Regions from separate parts of the Homo sapiens genome. Here region 1 is linked to region 2. Evidence: read pairs that join two places in POLR2A ChIA-PET (ENCODE). Cell type or tissue: CD4-positive, alpha-beta T cell. All regions are shown on one strand. Each heading gives the region's core, and the rest is flanking DNA. Links, peaks and the distances in the headings are about the cores only.

Region 1 (5,381 bases), core at 264-5,263, 560 kb after region 2:
AAAAAGTTTATTCTTGGCTTCACTAACTTTTTTTCTGGATTTTTATTTTAAGTACAATTTCAGGGAGTCATTTTTTTCATTGGGTGTTACTTTTACATATAAAAAGCATAATTGGGCCGGGCGCGGTGGCTCATGCCTGTAATCCCAGCACTTTGGGAGGCCGAGGTGGGCGGATCACGAGGTCAGGAGATCGAGACCATCCTGGCTAACATGGTGAAACCCCGTATCTACTAAAAATACAAAAAATTAGCAGGCCTGGTGGCGGGCGCCTGTAGTCGCAGCTTCTCAGGAGGCTGAGGCAGGAGAATGGCGTGAACCCCAGAGGTGGACCTTGCAGTGAGCCGAGATCACACCACTGCACTCCAGCCTGGGCGACAGAGGGAGACTCTGTCTCAAAATAGAAAAAGTAATTGTAGATGTATTACGTTACTTTCTGGGTATCTTCTAGGAGTTTTTATCAGCAAAACAAAGTATTCTGTTAAGTTATTTATTTATTTATTTATTTTGGTATTTTGGAATATCTCCTGAAATGACTTTCAAAATTACCAAACCCATTTATTTTTTTCTTATTACAGTTAAAAGTCTCTTTTTTTGTAATTTTTCTATGTCCAGGGCCATTTCAAAACTTGTCAAATTATCAAACCCATATTTTTTTCCTTATTACAATTAATCCATTTTTTGTTAATTTTTCTATGTCCAGGGATATGTCAAAACTTGCCAAAGTTTGTTCTTATCTATCACTGCCTGAATAATATCTATGCTTTTCTACTGTTACCTATAGACATTATTCATTTATAATATAATGGAATAATCTCACAGTTTATTTAGGGGAGCAGAAAGAGTAGCCTTATATTTTAGAGATGTATCCTGAAGAATTTATAGATGAGCTATCATGATGTCTGGGATTTGTTTTTAAAATATTCTGGGTAAAAAAGGGAGACAATATTAACGTCCGGAGTTTATTTAATAGTAATATACCAATGTTAACTTCTTAGTTTCACCAAATGTACTGTGGTTCTCTTAAGTCATTTACATTAGAGAAAACTGGCTGAATGGCATATGGAACTCTCTGTACTATTTTGCAACTTCTCTGTAAATCGGAAATTACTCTAATAAAAAGTTTATTTAAAAGAAAGAATTAAGGGGGGTGATAAATTAAGCAAAGATGGCAAAATGTTGAAAGTGTTTGAAACTGGTTGAATGGTTGAGGGTTATGTGTTCCTTTCTTGGGTAAACAGAGCTTTGCATGTCTCTCTCCCAGGTGTCTGGGTGTCAGAGCTGGACACTAAGCCTCAGCTTCTTTATTCTGTTGTTCCTGTGACCTTGGTTTTACAGCCTTTCCCTGCATTTAACATTCTACTTCCTTGGAAGAAAGAGCTTAAATGATTTTCAGTGACCACATGTCATAATGAATCATGAGATAATTTAACTATAACAATTCATGAAAGAACTGCTAGACAATTGATATTGTAGGATACATTTTTTAATAGCCTTCCACCACTGGTTGCCCTAAACTCCCTGTTACCATGAGTTCAATTCAGAAGAAGCCAAAGGATATGCTAATATAACACTGACTTTAGGAATGCTACTGTCTGTTTTTTTTCCCTTAATAAAAAGAGAAAATCTGACTAGCTTCTCATTGCATGTGAGGAGACTATAAAAATATGGTTAAGAAAAGTGTTTTCCATGTCCCCATCTGTCATATGGGGCCCTACTAAATGAAGACCAAAGAGAAGAGGACTAAAGGGGGCTTGACCAAAGATTCAGAAAAACAGTTTCATGATGCTATTCTGTGAATAATACTTGATCTGCCCATTAGTGAACCATGTTTCCTAGACTACCAGCAAACACAGGTTCTAGTGGATAGGCATTCTACAGCCTGCAACTGAGGTAAGTCATTTACACTGTGTCAGATGTGTGAGGCTGCTGGAGTTTCTGTCATTACCATTAGCTAGCTAGAATTGTATAGCATTATCTTGTTGTATGTTTTGTAATAGGCACTTCATGCATTTTCTCATTTATTATTCACTGCAGAGTCAGAATATTTTTATGGAATTGTAGATAGGATTTTCAAGCTTTAGAAAATAATTTGTGAAATGCAAAAATGAGTTTGGAATCAAACTTGTTTTCCTAGCTTTCAGGAACACCATTTCTTAATCATTGCAGCTAATGCAAATGGATTTACCAGCGGTTTTTATATGGGCTTATTTTACTAATGAAATAAAAAACACAAAGTCATCATGTATGCTTATCTAAATTTTTCCAATATTCTTTTTCCTAATAAGTCTTTTATTTAATGCTGTGTATTCTTTCTGCATCACCAGCAGTGGAGAGAATTTGATCAGAGTTGTGACTCTGAGAGCTGGAGTCAGCTTATACTTTATTGTTATTTATTTATTTACTTATTTATTTGAGACAGAGTCTCGCTCTTTTTGCCCAGGCCGGAGTGCAGTGGCGCAGTCTCAGCTCACTGCAACCTCTGCCTCCCAGGTTCAAATGATTCTCCTGCCTCAGCCTCCTAAGTCGCTGAGATTACAGGCGTGCACTATCACAGCAGGCTAAATTTTGTATTTTTAGTACAGAGGGGGTTTCATCATGTGGGCCAGGCTAATCTCTAACCCTTGACCTGAGATCTGCCCACCTCAGCCTCCCAAAGTGTGTGAGCCACCACGCCCGGCTGGAGTCACCTATACTTTAAACTGGGGCCCTACGTGGAGTCAGGCTCATCTTTCTGGACCTGGGTGGCACTGAGTAGCTCGGCCTGTGCTACATTCCTAACACGGCCTTGCTATGCGAAGTCAGTGTATCTGTTTTATAAAGACCATCTGACTGGTGCTGTTTTACCATTGATGTGCTATCGATGTGATTTTCTAGTTCCAAAACACTAGTTTCAGTAGTTAGTATAACTTAACAACTCCCTCTGAAATGTTACAGGGCCTCTGTGTTTCATGTTACTTCAAAATAGAAATGAGAAGTCACTAAATGTATTATTACTAACATCAGGAAGCCTTTATTATAACCTACAGGTAGAATATAATTACAAATAATACATTAAAGATTGTCTATATTTTTCAAGCCTTTTTATAAATAAAAGCTTTTGGTTATTGTGTTAGAAAAAAATTCGACATTAAAAATTGGAGGAATAATGAGTTGAAAGATTACCATCTTTTGAAGTGATAGATTAGAAATAAAATAGGCACAAGTTGTTATATGTAAGCTGCATTTTTTAAAAGTAATCTGAAAGGCTTTAAAATTATGTTGCTGGTGGGCTTTCTGGTAACTTACATGGAAATTATTTTTTATATTTTTATCAAGAAGTCAGTTCCAGGCATTTAAATGAATAACTCATGAATACCTTTGGGTCTATGTCATGGACCTCTTTTGGATTTCAAGGATATTGCAGGATTTTACATTCGTTCAATGAGACTCTTTAGTTTTTTGTACAAATATTTGGGTTAATGAGTAGCAGCAAGCCTAACAATAAAGCTTGACTTGCATTTAGAAACAGGATTTCTAAGTAAACCTGTCCATATTTGCTAGCTAACTGTATTTTTTCATACTGAGTTTTTTTTTGTTTTTTTTTTTTTTATCTTTCAAAGCTATAATTAACTTTATGGTCCAGTAAGGCCAGAATTGGTAGCACAAAAAATCCTGTCTTTTATGCATTATTTTCACATCTTAATTTTTCTTTCTGAGCCTTGGTCTCTTTAGGTGAGGCAAAAGTCTCAGTGACCTTTGAGCGGAATGCTTTTGAGAGGTGATAGTACAGGATAGGATCAAAGCACAGGTTCGACACAGCCAGGAGCAGTGTAGCCTCTTTGGCTTTGAAGAGTGAAATCCTGGTTGAGCAATCAGTTATGACTTCTGTCTGGCTGAGGGTATACGGGATTCGGACAATGTGGTAAGGAACAAAGCATATGATGTAGCCCGTGGTCACTAAAAGTATGTTGATGAGAGCCTTTTTCACATTTGGGTAATTTTCATTATCTTTGTTTCTGTAGAGCTGTCGAATTACAAGGCAATTGGATATTAAAATGATGGCTGAGAAATTTAAAAATATTGCTACACATATGAAATTTGTCAGCAAATGCCAATTTCTTCCAAATTCCTTTTTAAACTCCATACAACCCACATTTGACTTTTCCTTGATGTCTTTGATGGGAATCATCATATTTGGCACCATTATAAGAAGGACCATTAGCCACACAACGGTTGATATCATTTTGGCAAATCCGGGTTCTTGTATTCGGTAGATCTTGCAGCTGTGTGTCAGCTGAAGACAGCGGTCAATGCTGACAAATGCTAAGAAGATAATTGATAAATACATATTGATATAGATGAGGCAGGCTGTTACTTGGCAGTGGAATATCTTCAGCTTCCAAGGTGCCACACCCAAGTCAACAACAATTTTCACTGGTAATGCCAGAGTAAGCAGGAAATCGGCTGTAAGCAAATTAATTAAGTAGATGCTCACACACCTGTGATTCGTATTCTTCTGTATAAAAGCCCAGGTTGCAAAACAACTTCCAATAATTCCAACAAGGAAAACTAAATAAAAAAAATACGTGAATGGCTCCAGATCTTTATAAACTGGGCAGAAGAACGAACTGTTTGTCATCTTGAGGGAAAGTAAGGATGACTGCTTATTGAAAAGAAAAAATTTCTAAGACTCTGTAAAAGAAACAAGGAAAGGGAGGTTAGTAATTAAAATTAGCAACTATTTTCTTTAAAAGACATTGGTCTTCACAATACCGTTGTCTTTCCAGTTCTTAGAATTTTATTGGTGAACTTACCAGACCATATGGCCTGGTGAGAACATACTAGATTGTGAAGATGCCTGGGTTTTCCATTGTCTGATTTTGTGACTTTCAGGAAATCCCATGCAGGTTTGCTTTTGGTAGGGATATTTTCAACCTCAGGTTTTTCCATTCTGGTAGTTCTTGTTACCAGTTGGGTTGGAAGTTAGTTTGCAGAGGAGATAAGTGAACCGAGATTCTGAGAAGTAGAGAGAGGAAACTAGGGTTGTGGTTGAGCATGAAGAGCTTTCAATGAGGCCTTCTGGTTTTTTTCTTGTTTTAGTTTTTTGTTTTCCATAGATTCATGTGGCTCCTAAGGCTGGGAGAACCCAGGCTGACAGGGGAAGTAAGGAGTTGATGGAAAATCTCCAGCCTGGTCGCAAGAGTCTGTCTCAAAAACAAACAGAAAAAAACCAAAAAAACAAACAAAAAAACCCACAACTACCAGAACATGGATGTATGTTCATTGGTTACAAAATCCTTGGAGAAAGATTTATTTATATTAGTATCAAAACATCTGACTTCAACACTTGAGTCGCTTTTTTTTTCTTTCATTGTGGGTTTTGAAGCAGTTAAAAGCCCAGA
Region 2 (5,381 bases), core at 238-5,237:
CAGGGAAACCCAATCTACTATTTTATCCCCACCAACCCCCCCAGAAGGATTAATTAGTTCATGTAACTGAGAAAGTCCAATGTAGAATTGGCTTCAGGGATTCAAATGAGAGAATCAGAACTCTCCTCTAAATCGGCCTCATTTTCTCCTTGAGAGAAATTATAATTAGGGAAGAGAGTTGGGGTAGGGGGTGAGAAGGGGGGATGATGAGGAGGGGAAAGGAAGAAGGAGAGCATGGATTAAAGTCCCAGAAAAGTACTCTGGTCCAACTTGTGTGTCACATTTCCTATCTTGGAACTTTCTCACTTGATATCTACTCCCTGATCATTTTGTCATCTGTTAATCCCTTTTTCCTTTATTGACCCCTTCCACCCAACCTCCTCCTCATTCAGGGTTATAATTGTTTAAGACAAGCCTATTGCTTTGTGGTTATAGGCTGCTCAGATCAAGTACTGCTCAGATCAGGTAGCTATTTAACCTGTTTGAGAGTTGTCTAGAATGGATGGAGCCAGCACTTGATTGCTTGGTTAAGAAACAAAAATATTAAGGCCTCGGGAGGTTGCTACCAACACTCCCTTGGGCCACTGGCCATACTCATCTGTTTTGTGTACTAACAACTCTTACAAGAGGAAAAAAACCATTACAGCTCCTTTGTTACTCTGGAGTTGCTAAGAGCAGATCTGTTTGAAAGAAAGTGTGCCATTGACATTTTTCCCTAAACGTTTTAAAAAATAGTATTAGAAAATGCTGCTGAATTTTGTCTTTTAACAGCTCATAAAATCTAGGAATAAAATTATTTTTTAATATATTAAAATACATAGTGTATATAAGCAACAGGTGACTCATAAATGTGATTCTTCCAGTAAAATTGTGTTTTATACAGATGTATAGAAATTTGGTGTTGAGATCTACTTCAGTACTTGAATTTTCAAATTAAAAAAAAGGCCAAGAGAGGTTAAATGTCTTGCCCTGGTTATATAGCTTATGGCAACGAAACAAAACCAAACAAACCCTACACCCTTGGCGGGGCTTGGGGAAAGCAGAATAACAGCAGAGGACTTTGTCAGAAATTAGGTGGGAAGAGAGAAGACAGTAACAAGGCAATTTTACAAATTTAATCTCAATTTCACTTCACATTTACGCTTTAGCTAAGATGGGCTGAAATTTTTCAAATAAACTAAAAAAGGCAGGTGTATGTGTGTGCAAGATACATCAGAGGAAGGCAAGTTTACATAATAATTTCTTATCCTAATATAATGAAATTCAGGTTTCAGATTGACTGGATCTATTTCCCCACTTGGAAAGATCCTTCCCCGAAAGCAGGTTTATAAATTGCAGTTCTTCAGACGACTCATCCTATTCACTGATTACATGATGAGAATTGAAAACACACAGAGATTACTAGCTATGTGTCCCAGGCAAGATGGCTACCTCACGTGTAAGGTAAGTTTAAAAACAGCACACCTGGCCGGGCTCAGTGGCTCACGTCTGTAATCCCAGCACTTTGGGAGGCTGAGGTGGGTGGATCACCTGAGGTCAGGAGTTCGAGACCAGCCTGGCCAACAAGGTGAAACCCCATCTCTACTAAAAATACAAAAATTAGCCAGGCGTGGGAGCGCATGCCTTGTAGTCCCAGCTGAGGCTGAGGCAGGAGAATCGCTTGAACCAGGAGGCAGAGGTTGCAGTGAGCCAAGATCGTGCCACTGCACTCCAGCCTGGGCGACAGAGCAAGACTCCATCTCAAAAAAAAAAAAAAAAAAAACAGCACACCTGCTTCTCAGGTGCAGTTTGGATCACATGTTCTCTCAACGCTCTTGCCATTTTAATTTGGTGAAATGCTGTGTTCAACTAGATCTCAACTTTGCTGAAGCACTGGCCTGCCTGGGACCATGGCCTAATGTGGCCCATTGCAAAACACAATTTTGTTGATGTCTCATTTTAAAATTCATGCCAAAAATCATTTTATTTCAAATTGTTCATTGCTGGGTTTAATATAAAAATGTTGTTTTATTGTTCTTAACTCCCTAAATCTTTAAGCAAAATGGATGCTCGGGAAATTTGTTTCTCCTGAGGCTGCGTGTAACCCCGGCATCTTATTCCCCATGGGTTTGGAGGAATGCGTGGAGGAATGTGTGTGTGTATGTGTGGACAGCATCTTAAGAAATAAGGTGATCATTATAGAGTCATCTTCTTCAAATTTGTATAAGTTTTCTAGATAATGTGTAGTACAGCCTTCTGCTTAAGGATTATTGCAGTAACATAAGCCAGGCACAGTGGCTCACGCCTGTAATCCCAGCACTTTGGGAGGCCGAGGCAGGCGGATCATGAGGTCAGGAGATCGAGACCATCCTGGCTAACACGGTGAAACCCCGTCTCTACCAAAAATACAAAAAATTAGCCGGACGTGGTGGCAGGCGCCTGTAGTCCCAGCTACTCAGGAGGCTGAGGCAGGAGAATGGCATGAACCCAGGAGGCAGAGCTTGCAGTGAGCCGAGATCGTGCCATTGCACTCCAGCCTGGGCGACAGGGCAAGACTCCGTCTCAAAAAAAAAAAAAAAAGGATTATTGCAGTAACAGAAGAAGATGTGTTTCCGGAGCTTTGTATCCAGAAAATGCATGTGGGAAGATTATATGGAAAATGAAGATAATGAGTTTTAAAATAATACACAAAGTTACGGTACCAGAAAAGCAGTTAAATACCGTACAAAGTAATGAGAAACATGCTGAAAACAGTCTTGAGGAAGGCTAAAATTGTGGTTCCATACGTTGACTGACTGAATGAATATGGTTAAGGCAGTTGTTCTCAACCGGGGTTTTACTCTCCAGGCTCATGCAGAGTGGCCTCTTTGGGTCCTGTAATGGTCCTGTTCTTAACCACCACCGCTAGCTGGGGCCTGGGGTGGAAGAGTCTTATCCTAATCGGTCCCCAGACGGGGAGAGGGCAGTGCTTGTTTCCTAGCCACTCTGAAAGGCTGAAAGCTGTTAAGGAGGCTTAGTGTCATTTCAAGCAGTCTTCCTTGCCTCTGTGAGTAGTTTTTCCATATTTATGCTTAAAACAAACAGAGGAAGCTTTTCATTCCAATAATGAAATAAAAGGCTAAATTCAAGGTAACAAACGTTTTAGTGGGAAAGATTGTCAAGGATAACAAACCAACAAAGGGAAATATCTCTTATTAGCTCTTTTCTTCTTTTGATTAGAGAAAAAAGCCAAAGAACTACTTTTGGGGCTTTAAGTGGCTAGTGGACTACCCCAGAGGACACAAAGAAAGAGGGTTCTCAGTGTTTCTAGGGCACTTCCTGTTTTCTTTGAACTTGTGTGAGAATGTGAACTGTGGTGAGAGGCAGCTTTGAAATGTGACCAAAAAAAAAAAAAAAAAGACTGGTTTTAGTGTAGTTTATTTATTTTCTTTCAAAGCATTTGTGTTAATGAGTTGGATGGTAAGAGGTGATTAACATTCCAGATCAGTAGATTTCAGAAATGTCTTCCAACAGTGAAAATAACTTGTGTTAATCCTCCGAGCTTTCACCTTCACTTAGGCTGACTGAGGGGTGGGAAACAGCTTTGGAATCTTTACTGAGGACCAAGCAAATTTACAGTTTGAAAGTCAATCCTATTTAATTTTCCAACTTCTCCAGAATATTGTTTCCATTTAGCTTCTTGAGAGCATTTCTGGAGGGATTGCTATGTGCTAGGTACCGTGGGGGGTAACAGTTGTGAAGATGTGTGGCACAATTCCTGCATTCAAAGTGCATATGGTATAGCAGAGGAGAGAATCATAAAAATCTTACAGCAAAACGATAAGAAGCCTCATGAGGCCTATAGGAGCAGAAGGGAGCATTGGTTCTAGATGCTTGAGTATATAATTTTCCATAAATGGGGACAGTGCACAGGAGGAGCAGCACTTCAGGGATGAGAAAGCAGAAGCACAGGGTTTCTGTGATAATTCCTATAGGGAAGGGGGCTGGACCGTAGTATATATTGGTGCGGGTGGAGGGAGATGTGCTGGGAAACAGCCTGCGGGCATTGACAGCTGAGGTGAGGAATTGGACTACTTTCTATAGATGATAGCCAAGGAGAGTTTCTGAGTTGATGAGCCATCAGATCAGATCTGGCTTTTAGGGGTGAATCTGTCTGCACTGAGGCTATGGTGGGCGGAGAGGAGGATGAAGAGGTAGAGGTTCTAACAAAAGCATTGTGGGCACTTTCAGCATCGCACTCCAGACATCTTTGGCCTTGGATTAATAATTTATAAGTAATATATTCAATTTAAAAATTAATGTCAACTTTTGTGGTTACATTCCCCTTCTATCCTCTGAGTTTTCTTTTGTCATGCTGAAACCTATACTCCATTAGAATTATCCTTCTTAAATCTAGTCTCATCTTCCCAATTTAGCTTTTAAACTTTGGGTAACATTTACATTTTTTTGTCGTCTATTTTCTGCTCATTGGCTAAGGAGCCTTTTTCCTGCCCTGAGAATATAAGATTCATTGCAATTAAAGAGCCTAGTGGTTTAATGTGATTATTCTTTCTTGTTTTTCTGAGAAGTATCCTTGTGTTTTGTGGACCAGTCAATCCTGACTTTGATCTCTAGGGACAATACACTGTGAGTATTTATTTCAGGAAGGACACTGATCCTAGATATTCACTTAGAGGATGAATTTTCCTTATACCAAGGAAAATTGTAAGGTAGAATTTTTTTTTTTTTTTTTTTTTGAGACGGAGTTTCACTCTTGTTGCCCAGGCTGAAGTACAATGGCGCGATCTCGGCTCACTGCAACCTCCGGCTCCCAGGTTCAAGCGATTCTCCTGCCTCAGCCTCCCGAGTAGTTGGGATTACAAGCATGCACCACCATGCCCGGCTAATTTTTTGTATTTTTAGTAGAGATGGGGGTTTCTCCATATTGGTCAGGCTGGGCTCGAACTCCTAACCTCAGGTGATCTGCCAAGCCCAGTCTCCCAAAGTGCTGGGATTACAAGTGTGAGCCACAGCGCCCAGCCTGTATGATAGAAATTAAACTGATTACCCTTGTGAACTGAATGAGAACCTCCAAATTCTCATTCAATACAAGCATGAGTAGGACCTAGACATCTTATCTTGCTGAAATCTGGCAAGGCATACGGGCTGCCTGGTATACAATATATAGGATGCTCCCTCCCACCCCAGCCAAGATGGCATGATGCACTTACTTGTCCTTCTCTGGGAAGATAATGAACAGTGACGGCAGATTTCTCAAGGGTCCCTTATGATGGAGTTGCAATTCCCCATTCTTTTCCCCTTCTCAGAAATTTCTGAAACTCATTTAGTTAAAAGATTAAAGAAACACATTGCAAAGGGACTTGAAGTAATTGGGACCCGACTCACCTTCCTGATATAAATAA

Evidence for each region. ChIA-PET counts read pairs that join two places held together with the same protein. Peaks named below come from ENCODE experiments on the same cell type or tissue, not always from the same donor. Only the 100,000 strongest peaks of a DNase experiment are listed, where the experiment ranks them.
Region 1: POLR2A ChIA-PET joins it to region 2 with 9 read pairs; 1 of 35 experiments calls an interaction of 5 or more read pairs at or near these places.

The regions. Positions count from the first base shown.
Region 1 is chr3:151,194,769-151,200,149 of GRCh38, forward strand. All of the region lies in intron 16 of MED12L (mediator complex subunit 12L), which reads left to right. It overlaps GPR171 (G protein-coupled receptor 171), which reads right to left. Exons shown (of 3, transcript NM_013308.4): 3 at 3,064-4,671. The coding sequence starts at 4,618. The coding sequence ends at 3,659. Among named protein-coding and RNA genes, the nearest start is that of GPR171, 5.8 kb to the right of the region's middle. In CD4-positive, alpha-beta T cell, for the core only: no CTCF peak of the experiment used is centred there; no DNase peak of the experiment used is centred there; H3K27ac peaks cover 582 bases.
Region 2 is chr3:150,632,378-150,637,758 of GRCh38, forward strand. No RefSeq gene overlaps it. Among named protein-coding and RNA genes, the nearest start is that of SELENOT, 32 kb to the left of the region's middle. RefSeq lists a silencer at 2,745-3,039. In CD4-positive, alpha-beta T cell, for the core only: no CTCF peak of the experiment used is centred there; a DNase peak (open chromatin) is centred at 3,304; H3K27ac peaks cover 1,059 bases.